Regions from separate parts of the Mus musculus genome. Here all the other regions are linked to region 2. A link is a loop called in an ENCODE intact Hi-C map of the cell type or tissue named here. Cell type or tissue: heart. All regions are shown on one strand.

Region 1 (8,000 bases), 73 kb before region 2:
CAGCCTTGGGTGTCTAGATTTTTAAAGAATACAATTATCCCAATGTTTTCAAAAAGAAGTAAGGAAGCAAAAAATAAGTATAATCAGGAACACTACTGTTTACTAATTATTTCAGCAAGAAACCCACTGCCATCTTGTCTTCACCTCCAGTATCACCCTTCTCTGGTATATCTTACCCAGGACTGTCCCCTCCTCCCCGGTTTCAGCCTTTATCCTTTCTCACCTCAGCTGCTGACAGGGTCACCTACTGGTCTCCTCATCATAGCTCCTGGAACTGCCTGGTTCTTCCTTCTCTAGAACATGAGCATCTTAGGGGCATGAATGTGATTTCAGGGCTCCCTGAGTTACTCCCGTCAGGCTAGTGGCTATAGCTTAGAGCAATAACAGGACAGGAAGCAGCTTGCTTTGCTCCAGCTTCCCTTGTAGAGGTCAGAGGACAACCATCTTCTATTTCCTTTGAGGCAGAGTCTCTCTGTTGTTTTTCTGCCGTGGATGCTGGCCCATGAAGTTCCAGGGATTCTCCCATCTCGGCCTCCCATCTCCCCATAGCAGTACTGGGACTACAGGCATTTACAGTACACATCTACCTCTTACATGAAGTCAGGAGATTTGAACTTGGGGCCTCACACCTGCCCAGCAAGAACTTCTACCCACTAAGTCATACCCTTAGCCCTCAATTTTGTCTTTTAAACCCTGAAGTTTATGAAGTTCATAAATTTTAGCAGCTGTCACCAAACTGCAACTCTCTTCATAGTCAACCACAGATTTTTTCCAGACTGGAGGGAAACAAGTTATTTGAGTGATGTGGGGAATTAATTATCTGGTAGCCAAGAATGAAGTACACGATCAGGTTAAATGAATCTGTTCATTTTAGTTCATACCATTAAGCTTTTGCTATTCAAAAATAAAGATGGTACATTTTGTTGATAAAGGTAGGGAGGTTGTATATATTTTTGTGCATTTAAATTGCAAAAAAAGAATGACTACTTTTAAAATAGAATATAGATGATAAGACAAACAAATCTGTTACATAACTTTAAGGAATCTAGTAAATTTTAATACTAAAACATTTGTTATTTGCAAAAGAACAGGAGGAAGAGGAAAAGCAACCTAGCAACAAGAAACATGACACAAATAGATTTTTGTTTTTCTAAAACTGCTGCAAGAATTCTCTCGATGCCAGATAGATTGGAGGGCAAGGGCAGAGTGTTCACACCCTGGGAGAGGAATCACAAGGCCAGGAGACTAGCCTTGAAGAGCAGCTCACTGATTAGGGAGCTACACGGGCTGCGAAAGGCAAGGCAGGTGACAGACTGGTGTGGGAGGTGAGTGCCAGTAAGCTGATGGACCATAAGCATCACAGGTGGCCTCAGGATAGGCTTGCAGCTGGCCCTCAACTGTGCAACAGGGGATGACATGGCTGTCTCCTGCGGATAGAGTACAGGAAGAGACACAGGCAGGTGTTGGGGGGCCAGTAGCACAGATCTCTCAAGTCCTTCTGAGCTGGCAGTGACTCGATGGGACAGTGACATGGTGTTTGCACCTCTCCCACCCTTGTCAGCTTCTTGATGGACAGCCGCCCCTGAGCTCTATGCCAGCTGCAGCTAGATGTGTACAGAACACTCCCTTACTGGACTGATGGCTGGTGGCTTGTGACCTCCCACAGAGAGTGAGACTGCAGCAGCAGCTGGGGCTTCAGCCAGATAGGACACAAATGGGAAAAAAACAAACAAAAAAACAAACAAACAAACAAGCAGGTAGAAACACTGAGGGATCGTGGAACCGCCAGATGCTGTGTGACTCCAGGCAATTCTTGTCCCTCTCTGATTCGAGATTGGGTATCCACAACTTTGGTAGGGAGATGAAAAGGGGAGAAACTGAACTTCAGTAAGGGGCTTTAAGGATTTCAGAGGATGCATGCAGAAATTACTCTCAAATAATAGAATCTCGTGTTGGGGAAAAGAAACTAGTATTTATGGTTGAAAGAAGCAAAATTCTTCATCTTCCCTTGACTCCTTTCAAGGAGGACCTGGAAGTCGCATGTGTGTTTTTCTGGGCAAGTTTTCTTCGACTTGGATTGATTCAGAGTATCGTTAGAGTGGGTAGTGGCCCTCAGTGGGAGAATGTGCTGTACCTCAATAATGTCAAGGTTAATATTTCACAAGTCGGGTCAAAGTCATCTGAAATGGGTCAATGTCACGTTTTACTGGACTATGTGGCCTTCAGAGACAAACAGTTATTGTTCAGACATTTGCCTTTTTCCAGTGGTTTTTAACCTTCCTAATGCTGCAACCCTTTAATACAGTTCCTTTGGCATTGTGGTAAGCATCAACCAGGATCTCTGATGTGCAGGGTCTCTGATTGCAGGATCTCTGATTGCAGGATCTCTGATGTGCAGGGTCTCTGATTGCAGGATCTCTGATTGCAGGATCTCTGATGTGCAGGATCTCTGATTGCAGGATATCTGATGTGCAGGATCTCTGATGTGCAGGATCTCTGATATGCAGGGTCTCTGATGTGCAGGATCTCTGACTGCAGGATATCATCTGAGATGCGACCCCTCTGAGGGTCTCAACCCACAGGGTAAGAACCGCTGCTTTAGATACTCCCGGCAAACAGGAAGCCGAGCTCACCTCTACATTTCACACGAGGGAAATGCTGCTCTTCTTAAAGGGATGTGAGGAGCCTCACAGGAAGAGTCCAGTAAGATGGTAAGATGTAAACACCGCCTCCTGAACCAGAATATGAGAGTAAAGAGTCATGACCATATCCATGTGGGGTAAAGTCCAGCACTTTCCTGCCACAGTGGTGGGAAAGACAGCCCGGGCCCTGGGTGCCTTCCCAGACCAGATTGTCTCTGCTCCTTTTCTCTGAAATCCCTTTCTTGTAGGCCCCACACATGCATGTAAACACACTTGTACATGTGTGTCTGCATGTGTGTACTACACACATACAAACACACACACACACACACACACACACACACACGCCCTCTGTGCATTGATATCTAGCTTCCAACCCAAAACCTGAGTGTGAGCTTCCCTCAGGAAATAGGCCAATACAACACCTGTCCTGGTACTGCGTGTGCTGGCACAGGAAACCAGGCTGTCAGCTGCCCCGACCAGGAGGGCTCCCAAAATGATATAAAGACAGTTCTAAAGGCACACGACAGTGACTTGCCCTCAAAGACATCTAGGTTCTAGGGCTCCTTATGGCCTTCACAAAGACCACCCATACCTGAAGAGGACACATTTCCAGGAATTTCTGGAATACAGTTCTTGAGGAGCCCCATAGAAGAGGCGATATGCTATAAAGCGCTGGGCAAAGGGAGCAGAAAGCAGCTCTCTGGTGTTTAGATTGCCCCCCTCTGTGAGAGGTCTTAGGCCTCCTCTCCCGTGCCTTGCTGCCGCCTGCTGTTCCCGATGCTAGTCAAGATCCAGCCACTGAAGACACAAGTGTGTCTGGAAGGCTGAACGGTGACCGGCAGTAACCCAGCTGCACATGATGGTGGCCAGCTGCCAAGTGGCGGCCTCACAAGCCTCTTAGCCCAGCAGCTCTCCAGCAAGCACTGCTCCTACACTGTCCCGAGAGAACGACGAGTGCAGGACCTTTACACGCAACCGGCCTCTAATGCCCACCCAAATGACAAGCCAAGTCCAAATAAGACTTCCTAAAAGACTCCAGGTCTTAAGCCAGATGGCACATCTTAACTAGAGGAAACACGCAAAGCTTATTCACCTCCTGGCTAAAGCCTCCATCCAAACAATAGCTCAGGAAGGCTGTTTAGCGTGCGTGATATCATTTTGTCTGTTACCAAAACCCACGGGAGAGTTCTGCCTACTCACACCCTGGGCACGCTGCTCAGCGTCTCTGCCTTCAGGATCTCCTTCTAAAGTGAACAAAAGCAGTAGACCTGTGTCACTTTCTAGCCGGGTGTCCTTGAACAATCTATTTAATTGCCTTCAATTTTCTCATTCATCAAGCAAGGTTAAGCATAGACCAACCTCATGGGACAGGTAGAAAAATTACGTGAGTTAATTCACGTCAAAGCACTTAGAGCAATGTCTGGCTTCCAGAAAGCAGAGGAGATGCCAGAAATGATAACTACTTCCACTGTTTCTAGTAATCTTGCAATTGTTAAGAGGATTAATGCAACAACAGCTGCCATTTTTTTTATTGCATATTGACCACAGTGTTCTCATGATGGGCTCAGTCTTTCACAGGAAGTACCTCACAGATAATATTAAGTACACATGAGTTACTGTCTAGCACATAGATAGCCACTATCATTCTTTCTCCCTCTCTTCCCCTTTCTACAGAACAGAAAACAACTCAAAGGCCCAGTGGCTCACTCAAGGCCATAGTGTTACAGGGTAAGGAGCACTTACATTTGAATCCTGGTGTTCTAGAGAACAGATTGCTCTGATACTGCAACCTTGCATTCTCTCTCTCTCTCTCTCTCTCTCTCTCTCTCTCTCTCTCTCTCTCAGCCTCCTCCTTCTGCCTGGCCCTGAGCATCTGGACCACAACAAACTGGCTTCCCTTCAAAGAATTTTCCAGGGACGCATCTGCTGCTCAGTTGCAATACCCCTGGGTCATCTGCCTGTAGCTGTTTTCAGTCTGTGCTGTGAAGGACTGAGCTTGCCTCCTTTTGGCCTTTCCCCGTCAGGATCCAGAAAGTCAGCTCCAGTAGAGATGGGTATAAGGGAACGGGGTTGGAGAGTCCACCCCCAGGAATAAACTAACCTTATATCCACGTGTGCCTTCTTCAGGAGCGATGAGCCTAGATGCTGGTTGCTCTCAGCTGGCCCCAGCTCCCGCCTTATCCTTACACCTGAATATCACTGTGCTGAGATTTTATGATGGGGTTTCCCCAGAATAGATCTGCAAATCCTTTCTGAGATGAGAAGATTCCGACTACAACTACAGCAGCCAGCTGAGGGGTGGCACAGGCCGAGCCTGCATGCTAGCTGTCAAAGAGTGAAGACAGGTAGTTTGAGCTGTGCGCAGTGACTTCCCTCTAGGGCACAGTTTCCTCCTCTGTAATGGTGAAATGTCAAGACTCATCTATCAGGGTCACTCTAGGGACCCAATGAGAGAACTGGTGTCTTAGTGCTGGGCCTACACGCAGGCACGAAAGCAGGAGAAGTGCCGGGTAGGCTCCAGCTCAAGTCCTAGAGCTGAGAACAGCCACATGACACGGAGCAATGTGAGAATCCAGGGACAAGAATAAGCCTTAGGTTGTCACTAAAGAATAGAAACATTTACCTAGTGCAGGTGGCACCAACTCAGAGGACATTTTTACAACGTCCTTACAACCCTCACTTACCACAGAAGACAGAGAAGCTGTGTGACAGCGCTGTAAGAGAGGCGTGGGAAGGTGTGAGCAAGGAGATGACAAGGACGAAATGAAGATGTCTGAACGTCCTGTGTCCAATGTTCATGGTGAAAGCTCATTCTTGTCGCAGCTGAGAAGGTTCCGGAGCAGTGACAGGCAAGTACCATCACAGGAGACAATGGGTACGTGTTCAGAATGTATACAAACTGTCTGCTAAACACGGACGTTATTAAAAGCCACTTAAACGTAGCTAGATTATATTAAAGTTCACCACTTCCTAAATATTTTAAAATTATTTTTACTTTATACTTATGAGTGTGTGAGCGTATGTGCTTCATGTGTGTGTGTGTGTGTGTGTGTGTGTGTGTGTATGTGTATGTGTGCAGTTGTCCACAGAGGGCCACAAGAAGGCATGGGATGCCCCTTTAACCACCGAGCTATCACTCCAGCCACCAGAGTGAGTCTTAATTCTTTCTGTCTATTTTGCTACCACTCGTACTTTTGAAGTTCCTTACACCTGTTCTATCAGCGTGATGGAGGTGTAGCCCCAGGGTGTGCTGCTGTGTTACAAGTCCACACTGGGTGCTATCACATCTGTAGAGTGTTTCTACCCTGTAATGGGAAAGCCTACAGTTCCTCATCTCCCCCTTGCCCTAGAAAGCTGCTTATTAAGTATTTACAAGAGCAGTGCTGACAAAGCCCCCACCCACACCCACACACACTGTAACAATGCTTCCAAAGGAGTTATACAAAGCATCAGGTTGTGCTGCTGAACCCCAAGACTGTATTCCCCGTGTTGCCCAAATTTCCCCACACAACTTTGCAGTGAGACTGCTTTGGAGCATCTCATGAGGGCTCAGGTCCCGAGCAGTGTTGAAAGAGCCCATGTCTATAGTGACTCGGGGAGTGCTGGGGTTGCATGGAGCGTGTTGCTGGAGGAAAATAACCAGGAAGAAACTAAAAACAGAATAAAAACTTCACAGTGCCCACCAAACGATTCTGTTCAACTAGTAGTTATTCCAAATGCATTATCGCAGTCAAAGCACTGGACAGAGGGAGAAGGAAGAACACACACAGTTTTATCTAGACATTTACAGCATGGGCCAGAGCTACAAGCTCTCCCCCTCATGTTGAGAGCAGCACTCACTAAGCTGGCAATTTCAATTGTGACTTCCCCAGGACCCCAACCCCTCTTCCTTTATTTTTCACAACTCTTGTCACCTTGTAACATGTATTATATAAATTATTAAATTCTATAAAATTATAATATAATTGACTTATTTTCCACAATTACTTATTGACTATTTTCCTTCTCCAGAGTGTAGTCTATGGGAGCAAAGTGTAAGATTTGTTTATTTCACTATCTAGAACAGTTCCTCTTACTCAATTATTTATGATATTTTTAAAGGAATTCTATCCAGTGCATGGCAAGAGAACAGTGGGTAGGAAGTGACCACAGGACTGCCTATAAATATGCTTTAAACTTAGTTAAGTTTCTATTGCCATGATAGAACACTAGCCAAAAGCAACTTGGGGATGAAAGGGTTTATTTCAACTTAAAACTTTCAGGTTACTCAACTCAACTTACAACTACATCACAGAGGGAAGTCAGGGCAGGAACTCAAGGCAAGAAACTAGAGGCAGGAACTGATGCAAAGGCCATGAAGGAGTGCTTCTTACTGCCTGGCTCCTCCTTGCTCTCTTAGCCTGTTTTCTTACAGCATCCAGATCCACCTTCCCAAGTGTGGCACCTCCCACAAAGATCTGGAACTTCTCACATTAATCATCAATCAAGAAAGTGCCCCAAAGGATTGTCCAAAGGCCAGTCCTATGAGATCGTTTTCTCAATTGAGGTACCCCCCTTCCTAAATAATTCTAGCTTGCGTCAGGTTGACATAAAACTAACCAGCGCAATGATATACTAGGAAAAGCCCACTGATTCAAACTTTAATTCCCATTCCATCACTTAACATGACTCTGAGTATATCATGAAATCACTCTGATTCTCAGGTCCTCAGGTGTACAGTATTTTAATTTGGACAAGGCTGTTTCTAAATTGGTCAATGAGAAACGCACCAAGTATCTACTACGCATGCCAATCACCACACATGTACCACACCCAGAGCATCCTTAGACAAAACTATGCATCTGTGACTCCAGATCTGGTAGCTGTGCTCCAAGCACCGTGTGGCCACCTAGCTTTCCCCAAGCCCCAACCTCTTCCCTCTCCTCATATAAGGTTGGAAACCACTTGAGCATGTGACCCCGAGGGAGGCAGAAGCTAATGATGAGCCCTACAGAAATGTCTTCCCCAATAGACAGAACTAAACCAATCCTACTCTTCAAATGAGATTTTACATTGGGAAATGCAGATGAAACCAGGCACTGGGCAGAAGCTTAGAAACTGAAAGTTTAAGAGACATTAAAGAGACTCCAGTTAGCTAAGCATTTGAAAAGTAAGCTTAGTAAGAATTAGTGAGCAGACCCAGAGAAATGTACCTATGGGACAGTTTGCATCGTCCTTCTTCAGGGTTCCTTTAGAGATCTGTGAGGATGCTGCTCCACCACCGCCCCACCTACAGCTGGACATAGTTTGGACCCATTTTGCTTCTGAAGGTGCATTCTATAGAATCACCTTCCTTTCATCAACGGACTTTTCTTA
Region 2 (8,000 bases):
ATGAGAGTTTCTGTTTGATTTTCTGCAACTTGAGCTCTATTGCTACAAGAGAGAAGATTCTCCTCAAGGACACACTTAGCAACTTTTAGATCGTTTACTTGTGTCTGGAGCCTTTCGATTTTATCACACAACTCCTTCCTTTCATTCATCATTTTTTCCACAGATACTAAGAGCAGCCAGCCAGTAAAATCATTTTTCGATTTTTTCCCCATCTTGTAGAAAGCTTTGTGCACTGAATCACCTAATTCATTAAGAAAATCAAGGGCATTAGCTTCTTTAAGTTCGGAATATAGTTTCAACCATGGGTCTTCAAAATTCTCTGAGCTCCCAGGAGGGAGAGAATCTGGAGAGGTTTCAATATTTGAAAGTGCTGGTGGATCAACAAGCCAATTCCAGTATTTTAAAAGATTCATCCTTGTACTTCTGTTACTCTAGAACCACTCCTGGTACCAACTTCTGTATTAGTCAGGGTTCTCTAGAGTCACAGAACTTATGGATAGTCTCTAGATAGTAAAGGAATTTATTGATGACTTACAGTCGGCAGCCCAATTCCCAACAATTGTTCAGTCGCAGCTGTGAATGGAAGTCCAAGGATCTAGCAGTTACTCAGTCTCACGTAGCAAGCAGGCGAAGGAGCAGGAGCAAGAGCTAGACTCCCTTCTTCCAATGTCCTTATATTGTCTCCAGCAGAAGGTGTAGCCCAGATTAAAGGTGTGTTCCACCACACCTTTAATCCCAGATGAAAGGCGTAGCCCAGATTAAAGGTGTGTTCCTTAAACTCGGAGATTCAATCTTCTGGAATCCATAGCCACTATGGCTCAAGATCTTCAAACCAAGATCCAGATAAGGATCTCCAAGCCTCCAGATAAGGGTCACTGGTGAGCCTTCCAATTCCGGATTGTAGTTCATTCCAAATATTGTCAAGTTGACAACCAGGAATAGCCACTACACCTCCCAACTGCAATAAGACTTAATATCTTTCAGGGAATATCCAGTCATGAGGATGAAGGCTGTCTACAGTTGGAGAAGAGAAATGTGCAGAAATCAAGAAGAGATTAGTGAGGGAGAAAAGGACTGGCAGCATCCATCTGTGGGGACCCAGTTTTTCTGGAGGCCAAGTTGAAGCCATGTTTACAATCTTGCAAGCTGGTTATTCAAATTGTTCATTGATACATTTGAGTGTTTGTTTCTTGTTTCTTGGGGTTTGTTGTTGTTGTTGTTTGTTTGTTTGGCTTTGTTTGTTTTCTTTTTGCCTTAATGGTTTCCATTTTTTAATTTCTTCCAGTTATAAACAAAATGCCTGAATCTACCTGCAATACTGGTAATTGTACAAAATCGAGTAAAACAGAGTTATCCAAAGTGACCTGAGAGGGCTTCTGGCCCTGCTTTCACATGCAGAATAGTCTTAAAGAGAATGCACTCATTGAGCAGCTGTGTCTCCAGCCCAGGCAGCTGCCTCGGGGTCTGTTATGATTCTGTATCTGCATATCCATCACAGACTCTTGTCTTGATGACTGGCCCCAGTTTATGGTACTATTCGAAGGCGGTGGCACCCTGGCTAAGAGAAATAGTCCACTAAGGATGGGTCTTTGAACATCATTCCAGTTTGCTTCCTCTGTTTCTTTGCTAGGGTATAAACAAGAAACTGGCCCGAGCTCCTGCTACCATGAGTTCACTGCCCGGAGGGACTAAAGTCACTGTGACACGATGAGCCAAACAAGGCTCTCCTCTCTCCTTTCTGGAAGTGATAGTCGGTTTGACTTAAGAGAAACCCTAAGTTCAACAGGAAACTACACCAGGTGCAAAAGCCAGTGCCACCTCTGTCTTAATTCTCCCTTCACCATGCATCCAGATGTTCTATCATCTCCGGAAATCAATCCCTTCAGCTATCTGCCAGCAATTTGCCTCAGCCAATCAGCATTAAGGCTCAAACCCAGGTAGTAGTATAGACTAGAGGCCCCCTAGAAGTCCTGAAACTGGAAATGCTAGTGTGGAAAAGAACAGCCTTAAGTTTAGAAACAGAAAGATCTCAGTCTGGGGAAATAAAAAATGACAAGATGAGGCTACTGAGACAGGAAAGAATGCAAGGAGGAGAGGACTGGAAACAAGAAAGGTGTCTGGCTACAGTGTAGCATGTGTCTGGCTACAGTGTAGCATTACCGACATTAGGAAACTAAAGAAAATGATGTCAGGGTATGTGGGGGTCTCACTGTCAGTCAGAGGATGCTGGTCTTGACATGAAGGCAAATATGATGGCAAGATTTGGTAGGATCTTGCCTAGAGGAGAGTCAAGAGGAAAATTATTAGCTATGCATTCCTTACAGAGAACAGAAAAGAGAACACATATCCTCATTTTACACAAAAGATTCAAGAAAGGGTGACTCTGGCAAATATAGTATCTATTCTGTAAAGAATACCATTGGTGGTGTTTCTTAAAATGTTAATTGGGTTTAGTATAGAAAGTTTGAAAATACAGGCAAAAAATTAAAAGCACCCACCCAATTTTGAATGCAAAGTAAGTAGTAAGATATTTGCATGCACCATTGCATAATAATTTATAACATATGAACACCTAGAATAAATCTACTACAAAGCACTGCCCTTTGTATTTACCAACATATCTCTTACTAGGTTTTGTTTGAGTGATAAACTCTTATGATGTTTAAAATATTATTTCATTCACTGAAAATAAGTTTATATGCATCTTTCTTAGACTTTTATCCTGTAGCTCAAATAAGCATCTTTCTACCCCTGTCCTTTGGATCAGATATTTAGTTCTAAATAGTTATATTTGGGAAAAATCACATTCTCTATAGAAATTAAAATTTTCTAGGTGTTTTGCAACAAATAAATCAAAGCTAAAAGAACTTTACTCCAAAAGAAATACCTTTTTAATGAAAATTTATTAGCTCTGTATAGTTGTAATTGAAACCTGTATTTCCAGAGCTAGAAAACCAGCTTTGTTGGCAAAGCACTTGTCCTTCAAGCATGAGGGTCTCAGTTCAATTCCCAGAATCCACACTTAAAAATTGGGTCTCATGGCAGCTGCTTGGCACCCCTTGGTTAGGGAGGCGGAGGAAGGCAGATCCCTGAGCTAACCTGTGCCCATGAAAGTCCCAGTCTAAAACTAAAGGTGGTGAACTCCTGAAAAACAGCGCTAGAGGCTGACCTCGGCATTTATATGCACGTGCACTCACACACACGCATGTACACACACACAGACACATACATATGCATACAGGCACATCAGCACAAACACATAGGCACACAGGCACATCAGCACACACAGGTGCGTACAACACACAATGGATACATTCAGAAGAACGGTGTTCAAAGTTTTGTGCTACTTTAATATCCTACACCCAAAGAAAACATCAAAGGAACCCCACTTGTTAGGGCAGAAGTGATCACACAGTGTGCTATGAAGTCCGTATGGGCTGCATGGTCAGAACTAAAAATCTGATCCAAAGGACAGATGTAGAAAGATTCTTATTTGAGGATACAAGAGGCCAGAATCTATGCATTTGAGTGTGTAATTGTTACAGTGGTTTTTAGACTTAAAGCCTGGATTTTAACTGAAAGCATTGAAGACACACATGTGTGTATATGCAGGTATGTAGATATACAGATATGCAGATGTACATATCATATACATATGAATATGCACATACACTATATATATATATATATATATATATATATATATATATGTCCCCTTTATGACTTAGTCACCATTAGCTTGCCTCAAACAACCCATGTGCCCCTCTCTACTTCCCTATGTCTTCCCATAAAACAAAGGACCTTTGTGTGAGAAAAGGACCACCTGACACTAGGTCACAATCTCTGGGTCACATTAGTTTCCCTTCTTAAAGTGACATTCTCACATCCCCTGCTGTCCCCACTTCCACGGCTCACAGAGAGCCTCTATTCTTTCTTGGTGTTGAGGAAGAAATGGTGTAAGCAAACCCAGTCATCAAGAGCTGCTCACACGTGGACAGCGAGCATGCACGGAACGCCTGGAGAAGAAAGTAGGTGAAAGGGAATGTTGTCTGCTGCCCGGGTGTCAGAGGTTGGCTTACAACTCCACAGGGAAGACCAGCGCTCCACTAATGCTCATACTTGCTCTGGGAGGAGGGGGGAATCTCCTCACACAACTTAAAGCAGCTCAGGCGCCAACTCCACAGCTGGTTTCCTCTCAAGACCTAGAGGCAAAGGAAATCTGGGTTTGGGTAGCTGTGGCCATACATGCTCTCCTCAGGAAAACAAATGTGATTTAATTTCTCCCCTCTTCTCCACTCTTCCCCCTTCCCCTCTCCTCTCTCCCCCCTCCCCCCTCCCTCCTCCCCTCTCCTCCTCTCTTCTCTCCTCCCTCCTCCCTTCCCTTCCCTTCCCTTCTCTTCTCCTCCCCTCCCCTCCCTTCTCCTCCCCTCTCTTTCCCAAAATGGAAAGGGTTCAGTGAAAAGAGCCCCTTCCTACATTAAAAAAATAAAAAGAAAGAAAAGAAAAAGTCGCTTCCCATATCTCAGTGCAACTTCAGGCCTCACATACTTTGTCCTTGATCCCGGGAGGAATCTTGTTAAGTGTTCTTCAAAGTGCAAAAAGAACTAATTGCATGTCCCTCTTTCTCCCTGATCATTAAATAAAGACACTAGGAAGCCAAACACAGTTTACTTCACCTGGAATACTTCTCAACTAGGAATCGCATTCCCTTGAACTGTTGTCACTCTCTGAGGTGACCTTCTACCCATCCTCCAAGCAAACTGTCAGTGAAGGGCTGGAGAGATGACAAGGCTAACAAAGCTGAGTTTTATTCCCCAGCACCCGTGTGAATACTGGATGTGGAGATGCACCTATAAGACAAGGGCTGGGGAGACAGAGACTGAGAGAAACAGAAAACCCAAAGTGAAGAAGATTAGGAACAATGCGCAACAGCTAATTCTGCCCTCTACATGCATGTGGGCATGTGTACACGTGTACACATGCCCACACAAATTCACTCACACACGCAGACAAACATGCAGATAGCACAATGACCAACAAATCCTGAACCTAATTGGGTCTGAGGAACACACAAGACGACTCCAGCCTATACATAAATAAGGACCAAAGAGAAAAATGACACATAGAGCTCGCCTACAGGAAGTATGGGCCACACCAGTAACACCCATACCACCCAGGAGTCTACTAAAGACAGGGCATCTCAGATCTATTCAGTGAATGTTTACAGCCCTACCTGGGCTTCACTTCTTCACACAGGGACTCAGTACCTAAAATTCTAAGGATCAAGGCCAGGAGGGTAATTGATGGCCGGATCTTGAAAGCCATAGAGTCAGTGGGTGGGGAGGGGTGGGAGGAATCAGAGAGAATGCAAGACACAAAGACTGAAGGTGTGTTAATGAATGTGAGTCACGAGCTGTTTCTGGGAAGGAGAGATGGAAAATGACCTTGGGAAGCAGGTCAGGGAAAACTGCCAGGCTTCAGCCTCAGGACGAAGGTTGCCTCTGTGTCGTCCAGCTCTCCCCATCTGCAGCCTTTGTCATCTACTCATCTGATTTGTTCTGAGAGCTGAAACCAGCCCCTTCCGCTGGCCTAGCCTGGTGGCATCGTGAACCTAAACTGCCAACAGATTAAGGGCAGCAGGCCCAGGAATACAGAGCCCTGGGGTTCATAAGAACTACCTCTGATTGGCAATGAGCAGGCATGGGAGACAGCTGGCCGTGGAATAGCTGCAGAGAGGACCCGGACTTCCAAATGAAAAGTTAATGAAGTGAAGAAGAAGAAATAAGAAGTCACCAGCAAAATCTCTTGTAAGAACAATACAGGCTATGAGATATTCAGTATTCTGACCTTCGGTTTCCTAAGTCAGAAAGGGAAGGGTCCTCGTCAACCTTACAGGATGTGGAGACTCACTGAAGTAACACAGAGCTCTAAGGACAATGCCCCACCCTCCCAGTTACTTCCCAGAATCAAACAATGGCCTGCATTATAATGCAGGAGTGGGAGCCTCAGCTGCGAGTAGCTTTCGAGAGTGGGTCTGGGGTGGGGCATCCAGCCTCCAAGCTGGCCTCTAGTCCCCCCCCCCCCCCCCCCCCCCCCCCCCCGGTGTCCTGGCTGTCACTCTTGTGGCATCCCCTCCCACTGGCTTAGCTTGGGTGCCCAACAGCTAAGGGCTTAAGGAGGTGAGAAAGCAGGTCTGAGATTAGACCCCAAGCATCTCTGAGGGAAGCCAGCTGCTGAGGCATAAACATCTCCGCCAAGTGGTTTGTACAGTGAGGACTCAAGACCGCCAGGAGCCAAGAGAGGGGCTTTAGAAATAAGCTCAACTGCCCAAGTCTAGCTCTGAAACCCCCTCAGCCCTTGCCAACAGCTTCCCGGCTGTCTCCTGAGAGTCCCAGGCCTGAGAAGTCTGGGTAAAACTTTCCCCGACTCACAGCCTGTAGCGAATGCATGAAAATAAGCTCCCGTTTTATGCACCTTACTCTGGAGGTCATTTGTTGCACAGCAATAAATATTTAAATCACCCGACTCAGTGGAATACCTGCCCCACCGTGGGGAAGAGCCCAAGGACATCTATCCAAACACGCCTGGCTTCGTTCCAGAGGTGCAACTGATAGATCCAGAGTCAGAACCGCAGCCATGAGCAGAGGTTAAGCCACAAGCGATGCTGCCTAGCAGTGGGTCTTCCCAGGGGCCGCTGAATATATGCCCTGATTTACATTAATTTATATTGTTTACAATGTTACACTGTTTTGTTTTGGTTTTTTTTTTTTCCCAGACTGTGCCTTGCCCTCAGAGACACCAATTTACAAGCATCCTTGGACTCCATTTTGAAGATAGATAATGATTGCGCTCCTAGGTAAACAAGTGACCAAGAGCACGCTAGCACAGATTGAACGATGACTTGTCCCTGGGAGTGAATTTATTGGGTGAATATTAGTATTTAAGATTGGAATAAAAGAAACCATTTGCCTCAGCCAAGATTATCGAGGTCAGCAGGGGTACCTGACAACTCACTGGTGTTGAAAACTGCAGGACTCTTTTGAACTTAGTGTCAGTCAATTAATTCTAACATTTCAGATACAATCATGTTTATGTCACCGACATAACACATTCATGAGAGTATGCCAACCTGTTATCACTCTTCTGGATCTAAGAATGTGACCACTAAAACCCCAAGAGAACTCTCTCCAGTTCTCCAGAACGGTCCCATCCCCAGGAAAAGTTATGACTCAACTGTAAAAGGTAGTAGAGTCGGGGCCTCTATACTTAACTCAAAAACTCTACCTTGAAGCCAAGGAAAATAAATCATCATTTCAGCCTCACAGCCACCTAGTGTTCCCGGCCTCTAACAGAGACTGATCTTCCCCACATACCCACTGTAATGGTTTGGATATGCGTGGCCCAGAGAGCTGCACTATTAGGAGGTGTGGTCTTGTTGGAGTAGGTGTGTCACTGTGGATGTGACCTTTAATACCCTAGTCCTAACTGCCTGGAGGGCAGTATTCTGCTAGCAGCATTCAGATGAAGACGTAGAACTCTCAACTCCTCCTGCGCCATGCCTGCCTGGACACTGCCATGTGCCCACCTTTATGATAATGGACTGAACCTCTGAACCTGTAAGCCAGCCCCAATTAATGCTGTCCTTATAAGAGTTGCTTTGGGTATGCAATGGTGTCAGCGTTTGGATGCTGATTATGGGGTGGATCCCTGGATATGGCAGTCTCTACATGGTCCATCCTTTCATCTCAGCTCCAAACTTTGTCTCTGTAACTCCTAGCAAGATTTTATCGAAAGGACCCAGATGTAGCTATCTCTTGTGAGACTATGCCGGGGCCTAGCAAACACAGAAGTGGATGCTCACAGTCAGCTAATGGATGGATCACAGGGCTCCCAATGGAGGAGCTAGAGAAAGAACCCAAGGAGCTAAAGGGATCTGCAACCCTATAGGTGGAACAATATTATGAACTAACCAGTACCCCGGAGCTCTTGACTCTAGCTGC
Region 3 (8,000 bases), 180 kb before region 2:
CGCTTATCCATAAGAGCACATTAATGAACAACTCAAAATATTTAAATGGGGCATCGCAGACTATTGTCTCAAATCCCTGCAGCTGCCTCAAAAAGGGAAATGGAACTGGGTGAGCAGGACTATTCGTCTACTTGAGTCATCTAGCCTAAATCATTTAAACACGCACCAAGATGCATTAATGACGTCCGTGGCCGTATCAGTCTCTAACACTTTGCTGAGAATGTCTTATTTGTTGGAGTAGTTTTAAAACACAGGAAGCGAGCAGCATCCAGCCCCTTAGCTGACTGGTATTTGTCAATTTCCGTATTAGAGAGACAGATTACGCGCAAGGGTCAAAGACCTCTCTTTTGAAACCTAAGTGCATGACATACGTGAGCACGGGGCTCAGATCATATTCTGCATGGAAGTGCAGAATGGGAGGGAGTTGGGGGTGCAGGAGACTTGTGAGGAGGGTAACATTCTTTCTGCCAGGTCTTCAAGTTTGCAAAGTCTCATTGTTTTAGAAAACAAACATGGGCTGGAGAGATGGCTCAGCGGTTAAGAGCACTGACTGCTCTTCCAAAGGTCCTGAGTTCAAATCCCAGTAACTACATGGTAGGTCACAATCAACTGTAATAAAATCTGATTCCCTCTTCTGGGCTGTCTGAAGACAGCTACAGTGTACTTACATATAATAATAAATTTTAAAAATCTTCAAAAAAAAAACCCCCACAAATGTGATGTTCCCCACAGTCAACGATAATCCTAGACAAGCTGCTTTTGGGCCATTCGTGTTTGACAGAGTATGGTGTAGCTTAAGACCTGCCTGCAGAAACCATTTCATGTCTGAGACGTTCACTCGGACTTTATGCCACCTGGCCCCATAATCTGTAGCAAACTACTCTGAGGTCACACACTATTCACAATTAATTAGCTGAGGCAAGAGGATCACACTCATTTAAAACCAAGTTTTGGCTTTGTTTTTAAATGAGAACTGAGCAAATGTTACTGCCTGGGTTTTGTTGTTGTTGTTTGTTTGTTTGCACCGAGTTGCAGCCAAGGTCTCTTCCAGAAGAGAATTTGACCGACTACCCCAGAGCAAATATGGGAATATGATACAGATCATAAGTTTCCAGTAAAAATGACAGCAAATGAATACACGGCAAATTCCCTTTCACGGCATCTGAAATTGTACCACTGTCTCCCCTAATCTGGACAGTTAGAGACTTTGGGAAGTGAATTCAAATCTCAAATCAGCCTCTTGGAAAATGGAGAGCCAAGGACCAGATAGCCTCCCGCCTTCTTAACCTGTAGTTACAATAAACAAGTTTGGCTTGAAGATAAACTCAGCGTCTGAGTAACACCGGGAACAGCACCAGGTAAGCGTCTATTAAGACACAAACACGTCTATAATTGGTATTCCAGGTGCTTTCTCTTCCGTGTGTAAAGCTGTCTCCAATATTTTTAAAGCGGACCTTCTCCCAATGCAAGTAAATCAACAAGTATTACGACCAATCTTTTAAAATTTAATGCCAGAATAATTGACCATAGTTACATTATAATTTCATTATTTATTTAACATCCAGACCATATATAAAAATATATTTATACTTGAATGTTTTAAGAACGGCCAAAGCTATACACATATATATTTTCTAAAAATCCAGGAAGTCCCTAATTTAAGAGTTTAAAGAAGTGTCCATTTAACTATCTTAGAAACTAAAAAGTATATTTTTTTTAAAAAAGCAAAGATCTATTTTCAGTCACTACATATGCAGCCCACATAAGGACACTGATTTATGAGAGGAAAAAAACGATGCCTAAAGAAAAAAAAATACTAAAAGTCCCAGCTCCTCTCCACATAGGTAAGGTAGCACATAGCTGAGTTGCTAAGTATCATTCTTTTTTTTTTTTTAAATAGTGTTTGCATTGGGGTTTCCATGAAGAGAGGTAGAAAACCAATCAGCCCCAGTCACCCTTTCCAATTCCAGACTAATTCACGGTCTCCCATCAACCACGCACACATTCCAAATCAAGATGCATCCAAGGGCCACAACAGGCCTGCCTTTGGGTGCTAATAAAAAATACTTTAGGGGGCTGGATTTAAAATACTCATCTTCGGGAAGACACCCGTCACAAATACCCAAGTCACCACCAGTGACCCCTCCAGAACCCCAGTGACTTTCACAAGGAGACCCATGACTTATTCTATGGTAGCAATTTTTGCTCCAAAATGGTACTATGAGCATTATGTTGCTGAAAATTTCCTTCCCTCAACCCTCAGATTCAACTTGTTACCACATAGATAATAATCAATTCTGTGCATCACACCTTTCTTTAAAAAAAAAAAAGCCCTATTTTAATGACTTGTGATAGCGCTGAGGAAAAGACATGCTTACAATAGAAACTGTAATTTATCTTTATTATTTATATATTGATATACTATCCACTCAAATATTCTCTATGCTTGTCTATACCTCCTTTGATGTGGGGGAAGTGTTTTTCAACAATGGGAACAGCAATACGTTGTCCTTATGTGTGCATTAGAATATTAAAAATGGGCTGAAAGAAAAGTGGTGATGATAAACAACTCCTTTTTAATTGGCATTTATGTCTTGTAGAGTATCAATACTTGGGTCAGGGTTCCGAATTATGACTAAGAGGTAAGGGTGTGCTTTCGAGCCTGCAGGCATGTGTCAGGTGTGTGCTGTGGGAGGTGAGGGCTGAGCCACAGAAAGAAAGTGGTGTACCAATTCTCTTCAAGGAAGGTTTGTGCTGTTTTGTTTTGCTTTGCTTCTGTGGTTGGTGGTGCTAGAACCCAAGGTCTTGTACAAGGTAGACTCTACCGGGGGCCTACATCTTAAGCCAGAAGTGTTCCTTTTGTTTATCTGTCCTTTATTGTACATTTATTCTGCCCACTTCCTTGGAAGGATGTCGAAGTAAATTCTTGTTTTGTTTTGGAATGGTGATACCATTGCAGCAAATGGGGCAAACTAATTATTTCTAGTGACACTTAGTTTTCCCAAACAAACACACAAAGTCAAAAAAAAAAAAAAAAGCAAACAGTTTAATAAGTATTTCTCTCTTTTCCAGAGGTAAGTGCAGAAACCAAAACAGGCACCTATCCACAAGGTTGTCATCAGCCAACATCCCCAAGAACCTCATTGAGCAACGGTCTGGGAGTCAGGAAACAAACAAACAAACAAAAAACAAAAACAAAAAAGAAAAAAACAACAACATGAAAACATAGACTGGCTTTCTTGGCCTCGGGTTTCCTCCCAGTTTGGAAACACCAGTTTTGACCAGATTCACAGTGAAGCAAAAGGACTAGAGACTCTCACTCCGCACCAGGCCATACCTAGGCTACCCGGCCAGGAGGCGCTGCGGGCCAGTCTCCAGGGGCCACCCGCAGGCCGCCCAGCCCCCACCCCCTGGCGGCGGAGCCCGGCCCAGCACCCGAGCTGCGAGTTCTGTGCTGCCCGATGGGGTTACTTGCGGTCATTCGGCTGCACAACCTAGCCCCAGCTTCCCAATCGGTGCTCAGCCCGAAGTCTCCCCAAGGGAAGACTAGCAAAAAGCAGTAAGATGAGGGTGGATTGGGCACCCCAGTTTCGGGTTTCTGCAGACTCTCTTAAGTTTTCTGTCTTTAGAAGGAACAAAAGTGGTCTCCCACTTTGCGCCAGGGACTGCAGCCCTCCAGAGCGCAGGAAGCCTGTGGGCAGGACCCCGGAGTCGAACAAAGCCCAGAGAACTCAAGCAGCAGTAACATAAAAGACCCCGTTTAGGACACTTCCTACTAGAGTTCTTTGGAAACAAGGACATGCAGTCCCAGTCCCGGGAAGAGAACCTCCAAGTCAGAGGCCAACACAAACCAGTTAAATAATGGAGTGAGGACTCAGATGTGACACTTGTGGGCGACGGCCTACCCCGCGCCAGACAAAAGGAGACCCTTTGTAGAGGATTCCCTTCTCCCTACCCCACTGGCTGTACCCCGAGGACGTCCGGGAACCTTGGCTCACACTGCGCCCAAGAGGCGAGTCTCCGACGCCGGAGATGCTCTCGCTGGTCTCCGATTCCGGGAGACCCGAGTGCGGCAGTTCTGAGTCCCAGGGTCGACAGGGCCCGTCCCAGAACATTCTTTCCCTGTTTATGCCTCCCCTGTACTATTTGCATCCCCAGAAGTAAGGTACATGGGAGTTCGAGTCCCCCCAGTGTCCCCAAAACGGAGAGCTTCCCAACGCTTCCTTGGCCCCGAAACAAAATGCCCAAGTCACTGAAGAACCTCTTACCTGTTTTCCACTTTGCTGTTTGAGTCTGTTTTCCCTACCCCTGCACAAACCCTTCCAGAAAGGGGAAGAAAAAAGTGGGGGGAAACAGGGAGCAGAGCAGCTCCCCAAGCCGGCTGTGGTTGCGCGGGTCCCGCGGCGCCCCCTGCCCAGCTTTGCGCTGCGCCGCGGAGAGAAGTGGGCTCTGCCGGTCCCGGCCCGCTCGCTCGCCCTCGGAATTACTGGTTTTTGCCGCGACTAGTTCCTTTTATAGATTCGGCTGTGCCGAGCGCCGGGGTTACTACCGGTCAAACGCTGTTCTCTCCCTCTTTCCCCCGCCCCCTTCCCGGCCTCTGTTTATGTAGTTCAGTCACTCAGCAGAAAGCACGTGGAGACATGGCCCGCCCCTTAAACCGGCGACAGTGCGCCGCCGCAGCGGGCACTGGGGGCGCATGGTGAGAGCTTTGTGGGGCCCGCTTTCTGTAGCCCTGGCCCTGACCTGCTAGCCTTCGGGAAACGGGAAACTCCGGACTTGCGCTGAGCCAGGGACTCCACATTCCCGGCAGAGGAGGAAAGGGGAAAAGCTCGTTCTCTAAACTCCTCTTTCTGCAATTGTTTGGGGTTTTGTGGGTGTTGCTTTTTGAGTTTTGTTTGTTTTGTTTGTGTGTGTATGCCCTCTTCCTCTCTCCCTCCCGCTCTCCCTTACTCCCACTCTCCCCCCTCTCCTTTTGTTAGTTTGCTCAGCCCCCAACTTGGGAAGGAAAACTCCCCACCCCACCCCACCCCCAGATGCCAACCATTTTCGGTCTCTTCCTTTTCTTCCTTTAAAAGTCCTAGATTGGGGGAAGGGATGTGGAATGGACAGTGAATATCAGCCTATTTTGGTGTCTGCCTCAAACCTTTACATTGATTTTGAAGAGAAGATCTCTACCTTCCAGGGACCTAGTCTGCACCTTCTACACACACACACACACACACACACACACACACACACACACACACACACCTTCCAGGGACCTAGTCTGCACCTTCTACACACACACACACACACACACACACACACTCCACTAGTAATAGGTACCTATAAGCCACAAGGGGCAGCTGTGGTCACAAGAGTGGGTTTTGATGATGTCAAACGACCAAAGTTAGATAAAGTTTTTCTGCCTCTATTTTATTTGTTTTAATTGAGACAGAGTCTCATGTAGTCTGCTCATAAACTCAATAACCTTGAATTCCTAATCCTCTTGCCTCCCAAGGCCTAAAATTACAGGAACAGAGTACCACACCCACATTTGTACAGTGCGGAGAGATGGAACCCAGCCTCTTGCATAGCAGGCAAGCATTCAGCCAGCTGAGAGCTACATCCTTGGCCCTTGCTTCCTGTCTCTCAAGAGAGAACGTTCTCTCTGCCTCAGAGTTTTCTGAAAATGAATTTCGTTGGAACTTTTGAAGTCCTCGGAAGAAGAGTGCCAACACCAGAATCCTACTGACTGAACATCAGTGCCAATCTCTAGTGACATCCATACCCTATAAACCATTTCCTATGCCAGACTTTTAAAAGTCCAGCACTGGCAAAGAATTTAAAATAATATGTGTGACCATCTGTGTACAAAGGAAAACGCCTAAGGGGAAAGGATCGTTCTTTGCATGATTTTAGGAGATTAAGTCTTTATGCAGCTTCCCTCATTTCCCCCATATCTCCTAGCACCTAAAATACACACACACACACACACACACACACACATTCTTTTTGTACTTTGAAGAATTTGGTTCCCAAGAGTACTCCTACTAAATTCTGTTCCCAGCATCCACTTGCTGCTTTACAACCATCTGTAACTCCAGTTACAGGAGAGCTGACACAGTCTTCTGGCCTCCATAAGCACCAGGTGTGTACGTGGTGCACACATGTGCACATAAGTAAAACACTCATGTACATAAATAAATCTCTCTCTTTTTTACCCTAAAAATAAAAGCTAACTTCTTGGGTTTCTCTAAAAGAGCGTAGGTGACATGTAAGTGCTACCCAAATCAGGTAGTTAGGAGGCAGAGAAAGAAGAAAGGGTGGGAAGAAAGAAGCCCCGGGCAGAGCATCCTGGAATCCTCACTATATGAAGGCAATGACCCTGAAATCCAACTTGCAGTGTTTAACTAGGAAGCCCTGTAGGGTTAGGAATCTGCCCCTATTCAACTCTCACTGCAATAAATGCACAAATACACTGCAGTGTTGGCAGTATGTGTATGCATGTTGTAAATCTCTACCCTTCGACACCTACAGAGGCCAAATGCTTCATCCAGGTTACACCTGTTGACACCAAGTGACATGACCTGCCATCAGGACAGCACCTCATGACACAACTACTGGATTTCAACAGTTAGAACTTAGATGATATCACACTTAAGAAAGAAAGAAATTTCAAAGCAGGAATTTCTCCATCCTTTGAGTACCCCTGGTTAGTTTGTTCCTGAGCATGCTCCAGAGAGCTTTCCCTTCCATGTCTTCTGATGTATAACACCTTCACCCAAACCCCCAACCTTGTCCTAGGAAGCCCTTTCTACCTGAGTGGAAAGGCCTATCTTTGTTACTGTTGCTCTGAAGTAGTGGATTCCATAAACATACCCTGGGTTGCTTGAGGTTCTATTCTGAGCTGACCCTGGGATCTTCTAATTACAGACTTGACCTTCAGGCAACTATGGCTCTACTGACCTTGCTAGAGAGGTCATAGAGATACAAGAAGCTCAATTTTATCATCCCATGAAGGCTTTTAAATCAAGATTCCCTGAAAGTCAGTGTTTAGAGGATAGTTTAAATGCATATCTAGGAGCCAGTCTACAGTCTACAAACACCTTCCTTAAAAGAGAGAAGTTTTTGTTGTTGGTTTTTTTTTTTAACAAAAGATATTCACTACACGTGTTTCTTGCCCGAGATACCTACTATTTGGCCCCCTGCAGCTGAAAAAAATAGGACACTACAGAAAGGCAATGAAAATTTTCTAAAAAAAAAAATAAACAAAATGATTTTTCAAAATAAATTTGTAGTGATTGAGAAAACCTACTAGCAGCTGGAGAGATGGCTCAGCTGTTAACGGCTAGGCTCACAACCAAATCATAAAAAAACCTACTGCTTAGAACATTAGAGAATGAGATATAACTCAAAAATTCAAAAAGAAGACTAGAGAGAGATCTCAATCGATAAAGGAGTTACCATGCAAGCATGAAATCCTGAGTTTACATCCCCAGAACCCATGTGAAAAGCCAGGTGTAGTATACCAGCAATCCCAGCATCTAAGAGCTAGAGATAGGAGATGAATGGAGTCAGCTCGCCAGCCAGTCTAGCAGCATCAATGAGAGACTGTGACGTAATAAATAAGTAAATAATAAGTAAATAAATAAAGCGAAGAGAAATTGAAGACTCCTGATGTTGATCGCTAGCTTTGAAATGTACATACACACACATACACATTCACACACACACAGGCACACATACATACATGCATGCACACCTGTACACACACACACACGCACACGCACAGGCACATGCTCATGAGCACATACAGGCACACATCTCCCTCCCCTAATTGGTAAATCACCTTTAATGAAGAGAGATGAAAAGACTTACAGTTCAAGTTTTAATCAGCTTAATTCCGTACCCAGGGGGAAAAATCCTCAAGCTATCAGTGATCAAATGAGAAAATTCAGTGTGCCACCCTTTATAGGTGGAACAGGCTCTAAACCACGTAGACTCTGAATGCAGTGTGA

What was found. Peaks named below come from ENCODE experiments on the same cell type or tissue, not always from the same donor. Only the 100,000 strongest peaks of a DNase experiment are listed, where the experiment ranks them.
Region 1: a loop joins it to region 2, with 2.2 times the contacts of the local background. A loop is called at or near these places in 3 of 42 quality-filtered maps.
Region 3: it touches region 2 in a loop (1.8-fold over the local background); 2 of 42 quality-filtered maps call a loop at or near these places.

Annotation. Positions count from the first base shown.
Region 1 is chr4:53,260,503-53,268,502 of GRCm38, forward strand. Mexis (macrophage expressed LXRa(NR1H3)-dependent amplifier of Abca1 transcription lncRNA) reads right to left here. Exons shown (of 2, transcript NR_033139.1): 2 at 854-2,732. Among named protein-coding and RNA genes, the nearest start is that of Mexis, 5.7 kb to the right of the region's middle. In heart, a CTCF peak has its summit at 3,425 (motif pointing left); DNase peaks (open chromatin) are centred at 3,509 and 4,649; H3K27ac peaks cover 238 bases.
Region 2 is chr4:53,333,922-53,341,921 of GRCm38, forward strand. No RefSeq gene overlaps it. Among named protein-coding and RNA genes, the nearest start is that of Gm52737, 10 kb to the left of the region's middle. In heart, no CTCF peak of the experiment used is centred here; a DNase peak (open chromatin) is centred at 4,060; H3K27ac peaks cover 444 bases.
Region 3 is chr4:53,155,408-53,163,407 of GRCm38, forward strand. Abca1 (ATP-binding cassette, sub-family A (ABC1), member 1) reads right to left here and starts at 4,488. Exons shown (of 50, transcript NM_013454.3): 1 at 4,269-4,488. In heart, a CTCF peak has its summit at 4,688; DNase peaks (open chromatin) are centred at 3,424, 4,014 and 4,624; H3K4me3 peaks cover 1,967 bases; H3K27ac peaks cover 1,553 bases.